2 separate regions of the Homo sapiens genome follow, and region 1 is linked to region 2. Evidence: chromatin contacts called from ENCODE Hi-C data. All regions are on one chromosome and are shown on one strand. The core of a region is the stretch at or near the end of the contact, and the rest is flanking DNA. Distances in the headings are between cores, read along the strand shown.

The links. A loop is a pair of places that touch in the nucleus more often than their neighbours do. Pooled maps may share reads with other maps.
Region 1: a pooled map shows a loop between it and region 2 (4-fold over the local background). The contact joins the promoter of COCH here to the promoter of HEATR5A in region 2. A Hi-C loop is called at or near these places in 4 of 50 pooled maps.

Annotation. Positions count from the first base shown.
Region 1 is chr14:30,869,646-30,876,628 of GRCh38, reverse strand. It overlaps COCH (cochlin), which reads right to left and starts at 2,070. Exons shown (of 12, transcript NM_004086.3): 1 at 2,038-2,070; 2 at 1,657-1,713; 3 at 1,526-1,573. The coding sequence starts at 1,690. COCH-AS1 (COCH antisense RNA 1) reads left to right here. Exons shown (of 5, transcript NR_038356.1): 5 at 77-450. RefSeq lists a silencer at 1,989-2,508.
Region 2 is chr14:31,418,529-31,425,366 of GRCh38, reverse strand. It overlaps HEATR5A (HEAT repeat containing 5A), which reads left to right and starts at 4,817. Exons shown (of 36, transcript NM_015473.4): 1 at 4,817-4,895. HEATR5A-DT (HEATR5A divergent transcript) reads right to left here and starts at 4,609. Exons shown (of 4, transcript NR_110045.1): 1 at 4,390-4,609; 2 at 3,399-3,523. RefSeq lists enhancers at 4,497-4,646, 5,077-5,126 and a silencer at 5,237-5,356.

The sequences.
Region 1 (6,983 bases), core at 821-3,320, 550 kb after region 2:
CTCACACATTAAGGAAGCCAACAAAAAGATGCTTAGATTCACAGAAAGTTATCTAACTTGATTGTTCATTTTATAGATGAGAAAATTAAAGCCGTGGGGTTAATTTGCCCAAACAACATTCTACAACTCCCGAAGGACAGAAAACAGAAAAGTGAATCCCTTCAGAATACAGCATTTTTATCTTAATTGAACCTGATTATTTCTGCTCCAGATCTGTCCAGTGAGATTTATCAAGCAGCGGATGCATTTTTAGAAAGCACTGTTAATATTCTCAAGTTTTACACTGTCAACCTAACAAAGAATCAGTTTTTACTATAAATGATGCTAGGAAGAGACAAGCTCTTGGCAACAAGTAACAAGATAACATAATACAACATGTTAATTTGTGAATTTACTGTCGATACTAAATTGAGATTAATGTTATTAAATGCTATTTTTCAAACATGGGAAGTTGTAGTTATCCAAACCTTTTTAAAACATATATTAATTTTAAAAACCTTTTTTTTCCAAGGCAGAGGAATACTTTCTGGCCATACTGTCCAACTGAGTACCTTGCCTGTGACAAGCACCCTCCTCTGTGCCCTTTGTGGTGACAGGTACCTTACATTCCATGGAAGAGAAGGAAGGATGCAGGCGCAATGCCCATTTCTTAGCTCTGAAGCAGTCTAGAGAGCTGAGAGGTTAAAATCCTTACCCCTAAACAGCCTCATACCTATCATCAAACAGCCTTAATCCTTCCTCCCATTTTCCGCTGAGATGGGGGCGGCATCGGAATCCGGTGCCAAGACCGACCGCCTTTAGTTGCGAACACTGACTTTTGTTAAGTAGAGCGGGAGAAATACAGCCATGAGGGATACTTAACCCTCATTCCTACTTTCAAGGAAAACAAACGGTAGCTCTTAGGAAAGCGTTGCCTTTTACACTGGAAAATACACCAAACCACACACCCATACCCGGACCTCTACACGTGGTACAAACTTTTTAAACTCTCTAGCGTGTAGAGTGAGACCGCGAGTGCTTCTGATTATAGGGGTTACACCTAGAAACATAGCTAGCGAGTCAAACAAGGTGGGACAGCGACGTTCGCCTCCCTCTCTCTCGGCTACGGCAACCTGAAGTCGGGTCTGGGCGGCTTCTCCTCCACCCCCAAACGCAGCAGAGCCCAGGACTGGTGCGCTCCTCGGTGAGGCTCAAGGAGTCCTCCTTCCTCGACCTCCTGCTGCCGGCGCTCAGCGGGCCCGGGGTCTGGGGCTGTGGGTGGGCCTGGAGGAGGCCTTCTTCCTAGTGCTCTTGGAGAACGTCCCCCCACTGGACCCCAGGGGCCCCCTACCATGGGAGAAACAGGTGAGCAGGAGCAGATCGGCTGCAGGGGTTAACGCGGGCGCGCCACGCGGCGGCTCAACCTTCGCGCCTTCCTCCTCAGGCGGTAGGGCTGAAGCCCAAGGGGCTGGATCTGAGTCCCGCTTGTACCCGCTGGTGCTCAGCCCCTGCGACCGCCTGGACGCACCCCAGCTCCCCCACTCACCGGCTCCCTCGCTGCCCGCGGGCCCCGGCAGCAGCAGCAGACACACACCTGCGAAGAGAGAAGCGTGAGGGCTGGCTCCAGCCTCCACCCAGCGGAGCAAGGGGCCGGGGTCGTGAGGGGCGCGCACCCACCGAGGCCGAGAGCCGGGATCCAGGCTGCGGACATGGTGACTGATAGGCTGCTCACACCTGGGAGAGAGGGAGAATGCGGGCAAGGCCAGGGTGCGGGAGGCCCCGCGCGTCACCTCCTCAGAGCCCCGCACCCTTCGGATCCCCGGGCGCGGCGCAGAGGAGAGAGGACACAGACGACCCGCTGCTCCAGGCCAGCGCCCCTCTAGGTCTGGGAGGCGCCTCGGCGGCAAATCGAGCGAAGCCCAGGATCGGTGTGCAACCCCGCACCGCGGGGAGGCGGGGGCGCCAAAACGACGACAGACAGGCTGGGAGCGACAAAGAAACAGGGACAGAGGCGTCAGGGATCCCTCGCACCCGCGCCCGCCGCCCGGGGCTCCGCACCTGCTCGAGATCCACCCGGCTGCGCCCGAGTGCGGAAGGCAAGGCCCCCGCGGCCGCTATAAAGGCTGGGCCGTGCGCATGAGCACTGTGCGGGGGGCGCGGGAGGAAGCGCGGGAGCCGGTCCCCCGGGGCCCGGCGGCGACTTCCAGCTCCGCCTTCGCCCCCTGCCGGCCCCGGGGTGAGGCCGGCGCGGAGGCGCCTCCTCCAGCAGCGCAGGCTCGGCCACCTGGACGCGGCGCCAGTCCCTAGAGGGGCACGAAGGTCCCCGTGCCGGCGTCTCAACGAGTGTGGAGGGCCGGCGGCCCCGACGGCGGCAGCAGCGGCCTCGCCAGCCCTGCTCTGCCGGGACCAGGGCTGCTGAGGCAGCGGCGGCCGCTACCCGCCCCACCCAGCGAGGCCTGGAGCTTCTGAGAGCTGTCAGGTCCACGCGGCCTGAGAACCGAACTTCTCAACTTGGTGCTCTCGTGGAAAGAGTTCCTACTTCTGAAATAAAACCACCCTAGGTTTGGTAAACGCATGCCGCGTTTTTGTTAGAAACCCTGTCAACTGACTGCTAGCTCGTTGGACCTTAGGGATTCGGCCTTGCGCCTTCGTTTCTGCTGGAGTCCTACTTTCCCCAGTGGTTCAATTTGTGCTCCTGCCTAGAGCCACGCGTGTGAGACAGCCCTGACCCCAGCAGCCGGTACCTTTGCTTCTTTCTCACCTCAGGAAGAATTTATGCCTGATTGCCTTTCGAAATTCCCAGACTTGGTGTCTTGTGACTGCACAGAATCTCAGATTTGATAATGTGTTCTCCTTCTCCCCGCACCATCCTGCTAACGTTTTACAAATGGAAATGGAGAAGGAGCAGAATTCTTGAGGAGTGTTAGTGACAGGCGACCTGCATGGCAGCGGAAGAACCAGACCCAGGCCCAGACGCTAACCTTTCTGGTACAATATAAACTTTTTCAAATAGCCTTATTTAGTTACAATTTACATGCCATAAAATCCATCCGTTTTGAGTGTACAGTTCAATGATGTTTAGTAAATTTTCAGAGCTGTACAACCATCACCACAAGCCAATTTCAGAACAGGTTCATCCTCCCCAAAATGATCTCCTCGCCATTGTCAGTCAGTCTCTTCTCCCACTCCTAGTCCTAGGCAATCACTAACCTATTTCCTGTCTCTATAGATTTTTCTTAGTGGTCGTTTCTTATAGATGGGATTATACATTGTGCGGCTTCCTTCACTGCACAGAATGTTTTTGAGGTTCATCCATGAGGCATTATAGAACAGTACTTCCTTTCTTTTTATTGTTGAAAAGTATTCCCATGCCATTTTATACTGAGAAACAAATACACCACCATCACCTGGAAGTCAACTAGTGTAGTAGTCTTAATTACAACTATCTTCCTGATTGGAATGACTTAGTATTTGTATCAGGCAACTAAGGAGTGTTGATTTCATTCCCTTTACTACCTGAATGTCTTCTGGAGGGAAAGAGACCAAATAACATTTGAGGGCTGGGAGGTTTTTGATGTTTATTTTCATGGCTGCTTTCAAGATTTACTCCCTTCCCTGGTATAGAGAATTACCCTTTTCTTAGAAATCCAGTAATCTAGCCACTGCCCCTGATATTTTCCATGGGAGAAATTTCAAGCCTCAGGACAATTAAAGCTGTCTTTTCCATTATTGTTTATTGAGTGTCCTCAATCAGGGTTGGATAACCTCCCCTAATTAGGCTGGACAAATTGTCATGATGCTATATAATTAGGAAGAGTCTGTACGCTGGAAAAAACCTGCCACTTCACAGCTCAGCAGGCAGGTCCCAAATGGCCAAAGGGGTAGATGCTATTCAGAGCCCCCACAGGGCACTGGCAGCCCTCCTGTGATGTAATTTCAGTGAGTGATTTGGCAGAGTCAAAACTATGCAGCTATTTCCATGACAGACCCTGAGTCTGTAACCATTAAAAAATAAAGGAAATACCTCACTGAATTTCATGGTTGTTTACTGAGATTCATCTTAATTATTTTGTTTTGAAACATTTAAGAGAAGTTACTCTGTCTTTACTATTTTTTTCTTTTTGGTAAGGCCAACCAAGGAGAGTGGAAGAGTGGGGTTTAGACTCTCATTCTTAGCTAGTTTGTAGTTCATGCTCACCATAAGTATATTAAAGAAAAATATCTGAATTTAAGAGGTAATTGCCTCTGCTTTGGAAATATCTGAAGAGAGTCAAATCTAGGTATATTTGACTTAAAAAGACAAATTGTTAAAATGACAGAGTTTTGTATTCAGTTGGGTGATATTTTAGGGTAATCGTACTCCTAGGATGCCTGGTTAATCCTGCTTTATTATTTTTTTAAATATTTTATTTTATTTTATTTTATTTGAGATGGAGTTTTGCTCTTGTCTCCCAGGCTGGGGTGCAATGGCGCTATCTCGGCTCACTCCTACCTCTGCCTCCCAGGTTCAAGCAATTCTCGTGCCTCAGCCTCCTCCTGAGTAGCTGGGATTACAGGCACGTGCCACCACAACTGGCTAATTTTGTATTTTTAGTAGAGATGGGGTTTCACTATGTTGGCAAGGCTGGTCTCCAACTCCTGACCTCAGGTGATCCACCTGCCTTGGCCTCCCAAAGTGCTGGGATTACAGGCGTGAGGCCCGGCCTCATTATTTGTTAATTTTTAATTTAATTTAATCTTATTATATTGTTATTAATTACTATTATTAGAGACTTATTCTCACTCTGTCATCCAGGCTGGAGTGTAGTGGCACAATCAAAGCTCACTGCGGCCTCAAACTCCTATGTTCAAGAGATCCTCCCACCTCACCCTCCTGAGTAGCTGGGTCTACAGGTACACACCACTATGACTGGCTCATTTTTTACTTTTTGTAGAGAGGTAGTCTCATTATTTGCCCAGGCTGATTTCAAACTCCTCACCTCACGTGATCCTCCCGCCTGGGCCTCCCCAAATGTGGGGATTATAGGCATGAGCCACTGCGCCTGATTTTATCCTACTTTAGTGGGAAGTATTTGATATTCAAAATTTAGATGAACTCCGTGTAGAGCAGTGGATTCCTGTCTGGGCTGCACGTTGGAACTACCTGGAGAGCTTTAAAAATACTCATGCCTGGGTCCCACCCCAGAGATTTTAATATAATTGGTCTGGGCTGGGGCCAGGGCATTAGAATTTTTAAAAGCTCTCCAGGTGATTCTAATGTGCAGTCCAGGTGCTCAGTGTTAGAGGTTAAGCTAATTCTGCTAATCTTTCATTCTTCTTTCATTATCTTTTCGTTAAAATCCAACTTTAATATGCCTACTGCATTCCCCTGATAAAAAATGGAAGCATTTTCTGGCCTGATGGTTGTTTAAAAACAATCCCTAACAAAAAGATTGAAAACTCAATTTCAAAAGTAATTTTCCCTGGGAATGCTGCACAGTCACATTTCTGACTTTGTGCAGAATGCGCTGGCATTGTTAGGGAAATAAGCTGCCTCTAACACTGATACCTGGGTGGCATTGTCAGGCTTCAGGATGCTGCTGATGGCCCTAAAAGAGTTTCTCAAGGATGGCATAGTTACCTGATGGGATTTGGCTTGTGCTTACACAGATAAAACTCTTAGTTTATATAGGCTCTGTCTCTGTTCCGTTGTTACCTAGGTATGAATCTGCCCCTGAAGTTTTCATATTTTTGTTGTTGGTCTTTTTTTACTTTATTTTACCTTTTAAAGGAGTATCCAGTCCTGTTCTATCCTCTATACCATTTAAGCTCCCCGGTAAACTTTTACTTAGCCAATGTAATGCATAGCAACACGGTTTTATTTCGATTATGGTGGCCTCAAAGCAGCTGTCCCCAACCTTTTTGGCACCAGGAACTGGTTCCATGGATGATAATTTTTCCACGGGGTTGGTTGGTGGGGGGCGGATGGTTTTGAGATGAAACTGTTCCACTTCAGATTATCAGGCATTAGATTCTCATAAAGAATGTGCAACCTAGATCCCTCGCATGTGCAGTTTACAACAGGGCTCGAGCTCCTGTGAGAATCTAATGCCACTGCTGATCTGACAGGAGGCAGTAATGCTCACTCGCCCATTCACTGCTCACCTCCTGCTGTGCTGCCCAGTTGCCAACAGGCCACAGACTGGTACCCACCTGCGGTTGGGGAGTTGGGAACCCCTGCCTTAAAGTGAGTTTGTTCAGTTTTAGGAAGTGTATGTTTATCCTGCAGTATCCTTTAAGTTTCTATGATAGATTATAGAGCAGAAGCAGCTTGGGAACTCTTATCACCTATATTATTAAACCCACATTGATGTTTATTCTATATCTAGTTTTTCTGATTCTTTTCTGTTGTTCACATCTTATGCTAAGCAAGTATATTTATCTAGCCTTTCCATTTTTGATGATGTCTAGCAGGAGAATAAATGTCTACAGCCTCAGAGGAGTGAAAATTAAAAAGTTGATTCAGAGATATCCCTGTGACTATGAGATCTCAGTTTCCTCTCCTATAAAGTGAAGGGGATTAGACCAGCGATTGGAAGAGACTTTCCTCTGGTCACATTCTGTGACTGGCAAGTGCTCCCTGGGTATATATAGGCTCTGGGGGCTGTGCTGTCTTCCAGGGTTTGGGAGGCATTAGGAAACACTGGCTGTGCCAGCTGGCTCCCAGCTGTCCCAGGACTTATCCTTTCTTACTCAAAGTCTCTTTTTATTCACCTCTCACTGCTAAACTATGGCCTGGCTCATGTTTGTCCCTTATTTAACAAGAAGTAATGAGGTCACATTTTCACTGGAGTGCCACTAGGACTTCCTTCCTAAGAGAGGAAGCTGTGATGGGAAACATAAATCAGTTCTGCAAGGCTTGGCATTTATCTCATGTAAACTCATCAGAGGCAAGGATCTTTCTACCTTTTGTTCATTGCTGCACGCCTACTCCCAACAAAACTGTCTAGCACACTATATGTACT
Region 2 (6,838 bases), core at 3,568-6,067:
GCCTGGCCAAGAATGCCTTTTTAAAGGAACTCCTATTAACCTCTTGAGGGGTACCATCAAGAGGAGGACCCTAGAGTTCCATGGGTACACTAGAATTCCATTGTTGGAGTAATATTGTTCTACCATCATTGAATTTTACAATTTCAGAAATAGAAGTAATCTTAAAGGTAATCTATCATTTTCAGTTTCCCAAATGTATGCTAGTTGGAACCAAAAATCATTGAATTAGTTATATTTGAACAATAAATTATAGCAGGATATCACATAGCAAGTTAAATGGGTAACCACTGGCTTACTTCAATATTTTTACATATACCATTAAATACCAACTGTTATACTTCTAAAAATGTTTCATTTATTGGTGGGAAAATTTTTCTGTTATACAAAGCCTAGAAAATGCAGTATAATGCTTTATAGTGGTGAGTATAAAATAAGTAGGAAGTATATCAAATTCTCCATTCCTTCATCAAATATCTGATGAGCACCTTCTGTAAGTAATATATAACATGCTAGTTATATATTATATCTCAAATCCTTAGAACACCTCAGGGAAGGAGATAGTATTCTCACTTTACAAGTGAGGAAATTGAGCTTCTGAGATATGAAGTGATTTTCCCTAGGTCATGCCTACTAAGTGGTGTAATTAGAATTTGAACGCAAGTCACCAATTCCAAAGCTATGTTCTTTCTGCTACCTATAATACAGCTTCTTTATTGTGACTCAAAATCTCCATTTAAAATTAAACAAAGTATAATCAAACTATAATGGTAGTTGAACAGTGGGACACATTTCCATTTGGTTAAGATGATAACATTGGTGTTTGTTTCAGAGTGCTGTCAGTTGTTAGCACCAGGTGGAAAAATTCGGATTCTACATCTCTAGCTCTGACTCCTCTTCTCTAGCTCTGACCCCTCTTCTAAGCTGTAGTCCCTCATTTCCCCTTGGATGCCTTACTGTCACCTCAAATGTGAAATGTTTAAAATTAAACTCATTATCTTCCCCTCCAAACTCCACCTTCTAATTTCATTCTCTTAGTCACTTAGCTTAAAGTCTGGAGCCATCTTTGAATCTGTTGTAAAACTATTAGTTGGACTCGATACATAATATCCCTTCCAATTCTGAAATTCTAATGTTGTTATTCTCATACCGTGTACTCAGGCAAAATGAATTTCTTTCTCTGCTTTGAGCCTGCTAAAAGGTCCAGAGTTTTTTCAATATCTAATAGCATATATTCTACTCATCCATCCTTATGTGTCCTTCAAAGCCCATTTTAAATGTCATCTCTTTAAACCCTTCATGAGCCTCCCAGCTGTACTTCATAGTAATTGCTCTCTCCTTCAGGATCCTATAATAGTTTTGTTCCTTTTTTAGGGTACTTTACAATATCCTGTATACATGTACACAATATATGTCTTGCATATTATTCTTTACATATACATATACACACTGTATATATACACACTATATATATACATATATACATGATATACACACTATATATGTGATTCATGTTTTAGGTACTGTAAGTAATATATATAACAAATATATATGATATATAACATATATAGTGTGTGTATATATAGGGTTTTATAAAAATTAATATATAATGAATATATGAGATATATAACTAATCTATATATTGAATGTATGTATGTGTATATAGGGTGCTGTAAAGAATATATAACTAATATATATGATTATATATAGTGTATGTCTAATCTATATAAAGTGAGGTAAGGGGGATGCTTGGCAAGGGATGTTTGGGTCTGAGCATTGTCGGCAGGGTTTATGGGCTAGGCATGATCACAGGGTGTGGGAGTGATGGTAAGGAAAGAAAGATGAGAGAGGGGCTTGAGATGGCTAATTTGGGGCTTTCAGAACCTTAGTGGGGTAAGGGCAGTATCCTCCAAAGGAATAGATGGCAACTATGGATGATTGCTCACACATAGCAGGGTTGTTCAAATAAGTAAATATCTCAAGGATAATGGGAGCCAGGCTTCTCTCTGTAGGAGAAAGTAGTTATAAATGTGGAAGGGCAAAAACTAGAATGAACTGTATGATGCTGGATTGGAGGTTTTACTGTGAACACATGATTTTTCAATATATATTGTTAGACAAAGAAATATAACTGTAAATGTGTGTGTAAGGATACATATAAAGATGTGCTGTATATGTGTATGAATGTATAAATATTCCCTAACTGCATCCACTCAGACAGCCTGGGCTATGGATATCTCAATAGCAGTGAGCATACCTAGTGCTAAATACCATTCTCCGCTATAAGGAATCAGGGCTCCTGAATAAATGATTACATCCAAGGCTGGAGCAGGATGAGTATGAAACATCTAATTGCCCTAGTAACTAGGGGAGTGCTGAAAGAATGATGGGGATGTGTCAAAAGGCCTCAGAATGGTAACCTGTTAATGTTGAATCTGGATTATGTGTATATGGTATTTAAAGCTCTTTTAATTATTCTGTATTAAAAAATATTTTACAATAAAATGTTTACAGAATCTAAGGCTGGGGCCAGGCGCGGTGGCTCATGCCTGTAATCTCAGCACTTTGGGAGGCCGAGGCGGGCTGATCATGAGGTCAGGAGTTTGAGACCAGCCTGAGCAACACAGTGAAACCCCGTCTCTACTAAAAATACAAAAATTTGCCAGGTATGGTGGCACACGCCTGTAATCCCAGCTACTCAGGAGCTGAGGCCAGTGAATTGCTTGAACCCGGGAGGCGGAGGCTGCAGTGAGCCAAGATCACACCACTGCACTCCAGCCTGGGTGACAGAGCGAGACTCCGTCTCAAAAAAAAAAAAAAAAAAGAGAGAGAGAATTTAAGGCTGGGTACAGTGGGTCACACCTGTAATCCCAGCACTTTGGGAGGCTGAGGCGGGTGGATCGCTTGGGCCCAGGAGTTCGAGACCAGCCTGGGCAAAATGGTGAAACCCTGTCTCTACAAAAACAAAAACAAACAAACAAAATTAGCCAGGCACAGTGGCACACCCATTGTCCCTGCTACTTGAGTGGCTGAGGTGGGAGAATCACCTGAGCCTAGGAGGTTGAGCCTGCAGTGAGCTGTGATCAGACTACTGCACTCCAGCCTGGGTGACAGAGTGAGACCTTGTCTTCTTGTCTCAAAAAAAAAAAAATTACACACACACACACACACACACAACACAGAAGCTAGAATGAATATGAGACCTTGTCTTCTTGTCTTAAAAAAAAATTGAACACACACACACACACACACACACACACACACACACATATCACAGAAGATAGAATGAATGGGGCCCCTACCCACCAAACTTGGGATAATTGAGCATCAAAATAAATAATGATAGAGACAGAATATTGGCTGGTGTGGTGGTGTGCATGCCTGCAGTCTCAGCTACTTACCTGGGAGGCTGAGGCAGAAGGATCACATGAGCCCAGAAGTTCAAGGCTGTAGTGTGCACCATGATTGCATTATCGACCTGTGAATAGCCACTGCACTCCGGCCTGGGCAACAAAGGAGGCCCTGTCTCAAGAAAAAAAAAAAAAAAAAGAGAGAGAGAAAAGAGAGAAAGAAACGGATTATAAGTCATTTAACAAAATAGAAACCTCTGGATCCATACTAATTAATATAAATACATTAACTGAAGATTTGATGAGAAACAAGATATTTACAAATATCTTGAAAGGAGAGTTTCAGAGTCTCCCTCACAAAATACTTATTAATTTACAAAGGGGGGAAAAAAGTAACCACACTGGACAAGCCTAACAGACATCACCTTATTAAAGTAAACATCTGTAATGAGAGAAGTTAAAATCGTGCCACCTGATAGGGTGCCATGAGAAGAAAGCAGCAACACTTCTAGAGTCCTGTCATACCTAGCTAAATGTAATCATGAGTAAATATCAGACAGACCCAAAATGAAGGCCATTCTACAAAAATAACTGGCCAGGAATCTTTAACAGCGTCAAGAATATGAAAGGCAAGGCAAGACTGAGAGTTCCAGTTTGAAGAGTAGGAAAGATACATGATAAGTAAATACAATGCCTGATTCTGAACGGAATCTTTTACCATAAACAATATTATTGGGACAATTGGTAAAACGCCGAGTTATGTAAATGTTTTGATTTTGATGGTTATATTGTGATTATGTAGAAGGTGCTTAGGGACAATGTGGCATGGTGTCAGCAATTTAAATCTCAATTCAGGGAAAAAAAGTTCTTTGTACTATACTTGCAACCTTTTTGTAAGCTGGAGATAGATTCAAAATGAAACTTGAAAAATGACATTTAAAACGCTGAGTGTAGTGGGAAAACGCACATGACTCAAGGTAAGAGGCTATTAGTCTCAGTTCTGCCATTGACTTAGTATGTGACCTTGAGCAAGTCACTTTACCTCAGTCCTCACAGTCAAGGCTCTCTAGGGTCCCTTCCACGTCTAACATCTACCCCCACAGCACTGGCCCCGCCTGAATTTCTCCAGGCCCTTTAGGTGTCCCAGAGCTGCACCCAAAGACTCTGGCTTACGATAAAAACAGACAAAAATAGTTGTGGCCGGAATCTCCGGACTGAAAAACCGCTGTCCTAATCCTAACTTGGGCCGCAGTCTCCATCGCTCTTTCGACGGTGAAGCAGTCACGCCTGCCAGAGTGGGCGCTCGATGGCTCGGCGGCCAGCTGGCGGGGCCTTGGACCAGCGGCCCGGCGCAGGGCGCGCTCCCAATCGCTAGCTCCCGCGGTGCTCGCCGCTGAGAGCTTTCCGGCCACGCCCCACGCGCGCCCCGCCCACCTCAATGCCTCGCTGTCGCCGCCGCCGGCAATTCCAGACTCTGCTAGGGTTAGCAGAGCAGCCGGTAACGTTGCTGGACCGGGACGCACGCTCAGCTGAGGAGGACCCCCAAAGGCAGGCAGTCGGGGATCCAGGGAGCGGGGACACCTCCGGGCGCGAGGGGGCTGTGTCTGGGCTGCCTGTTGGCTGGGAAGGAGAACGCACCAGGGCCGCTGTATGAGTTGAGCGCTCGGGGATCCCGAGGGTGGTCGCGGCAGCAATGTGATCGCGAAAGAAGCCGGTGGGAGAACCGGTCGAGGGGCTAGGTGTCTTGACCCTAAGGGCTGGAGTCCGCCGAGAAGGGGCTGACTGGGGCACAGGGTCGGCTGATAAACAGCGTGGTCCGTTCTTCCTCCTGGACTACGGGAAAGTCTGGCTTCACCTGTGCACAACAGGTAGGCGTGGACTCTGCCCGCCAGCGGGAGCCGGGGTTGCCGGGCGTGTGGGGAAGGTCAGCAAGTCGGAGCCCGCCTCGCCAACTCGCCGCTCCCGGGACCCGCCCTGCGGCGTCCGCTGCGCCAGTGGTCAGCCAGGAGCCGGGCCCCGGCCCGGCCTTCGGGCGAGCTTCCTCAGAGGCCCGTTCGTTTTCTGCAGGAACCCTCAAAGAGAGTTCCCAGAAGGGAGCAGTGGAGAGTGTGGATATTTGCTTTCTAACTGTTGCAGTTCTCTCCAGGAAAGAAAGCTTTTCCTTTGGTGGCATTTGCTTAGTGTGAGGAAACATTTTCTTTCACCCTACTCTCGGCCAACGCGGCGTTATTTCAAGTGATTATAAAGTCTTTAGAAACTTTATAAAGCGTTTTATAGTGTTTATTTATCACAGTAATGGATACCTCTGGCAAGTTGGGATAATTTTCTTGACTGTCAAGTCAGATAATAATAAAATGGCTTGAGCTCCTACATTAAAGGTCATAGTTATCCATTGTTTTTATGTGCATTCATTTATTGAACAAATATGCAGCACTTTTTTGGGGCTAGGCGCCCTTAAGGAATTTACAGCCTGAAAGATATTAGAAGTTTAAGGAGGAAAAAAAGGGGCCCACAAGTACACTTAAGAACTTCCAGAGAAAATACTCCCAGTGAAATTACTTAAGCTGTAGGGAAAGCAGAAGTGTGGTTAGAATTGAGCATTAGTTGGATGGGGAGAGGAGAATTTTGTTTAATTTTCCAAACATTTTAGAAAGTATGTCTTTGAGAAAGTAATTTTAGATAAAGTATCGAAGCCGAGATTTGTGTTACATTTTAATGCCATTGACTTTTTTTTTTTCTTCACTGATAAGCAGGCAGGATTTATAATATAAGAATAGTGACAGTTGGAGAATACTGTAGTATGGATTTGTTGTGCCTTGGAATGCAGTTGTTTTACCTAGATGACTATAGAATAGGAGAATAAGAAAAGACTCCTCACCTGAAAGTCAGGAGACCTGAATTCTAGCTTAAGTTCCCTCCACTATTTATGGATGTTAGATTAGGTCACTTTTTTAGTATTATTCATTATTGTATCTGACTTTAGTCACAGAAAATACATGACTCCAAAGTACCTTTTTAATTCTTAAATTATTAATTAAAATTAACTACATTAAACTAATGAATATATTATCTACAGAAAAAAATTATTTTTTTACTTGTCTTTAACCAATACACTTACCTTTCTTCTTGCTTTGTTTCAAAAAGGTTGAGGTAGTTTATAATAGTCTTTCTTAACTATGAATAACATAAGGGTTAAATTCTGAATTTTTTAAATTCTAAAATTATTCTGAATTAAGCGTTTAATGACATCTGCATTTTTTTAAAAAGCTCTATTGAGTCTTGTGTGGTTCATTAATTATCCCATAGTATAATTGAAGAGTTTGAACAATCCTTTAATGAGACCACAGTCCTCATATAAATAACACTTCTGCTTTTTCAGGAGACATTGAGAAACTGTTATTAAATCTCATTTGAGAAATCAATTAACTGGGGCCAAAAAACTTAGTAAAGACTTGCCTGTGTCACTTAATTAGATCCCTTGTCTAGTTCTA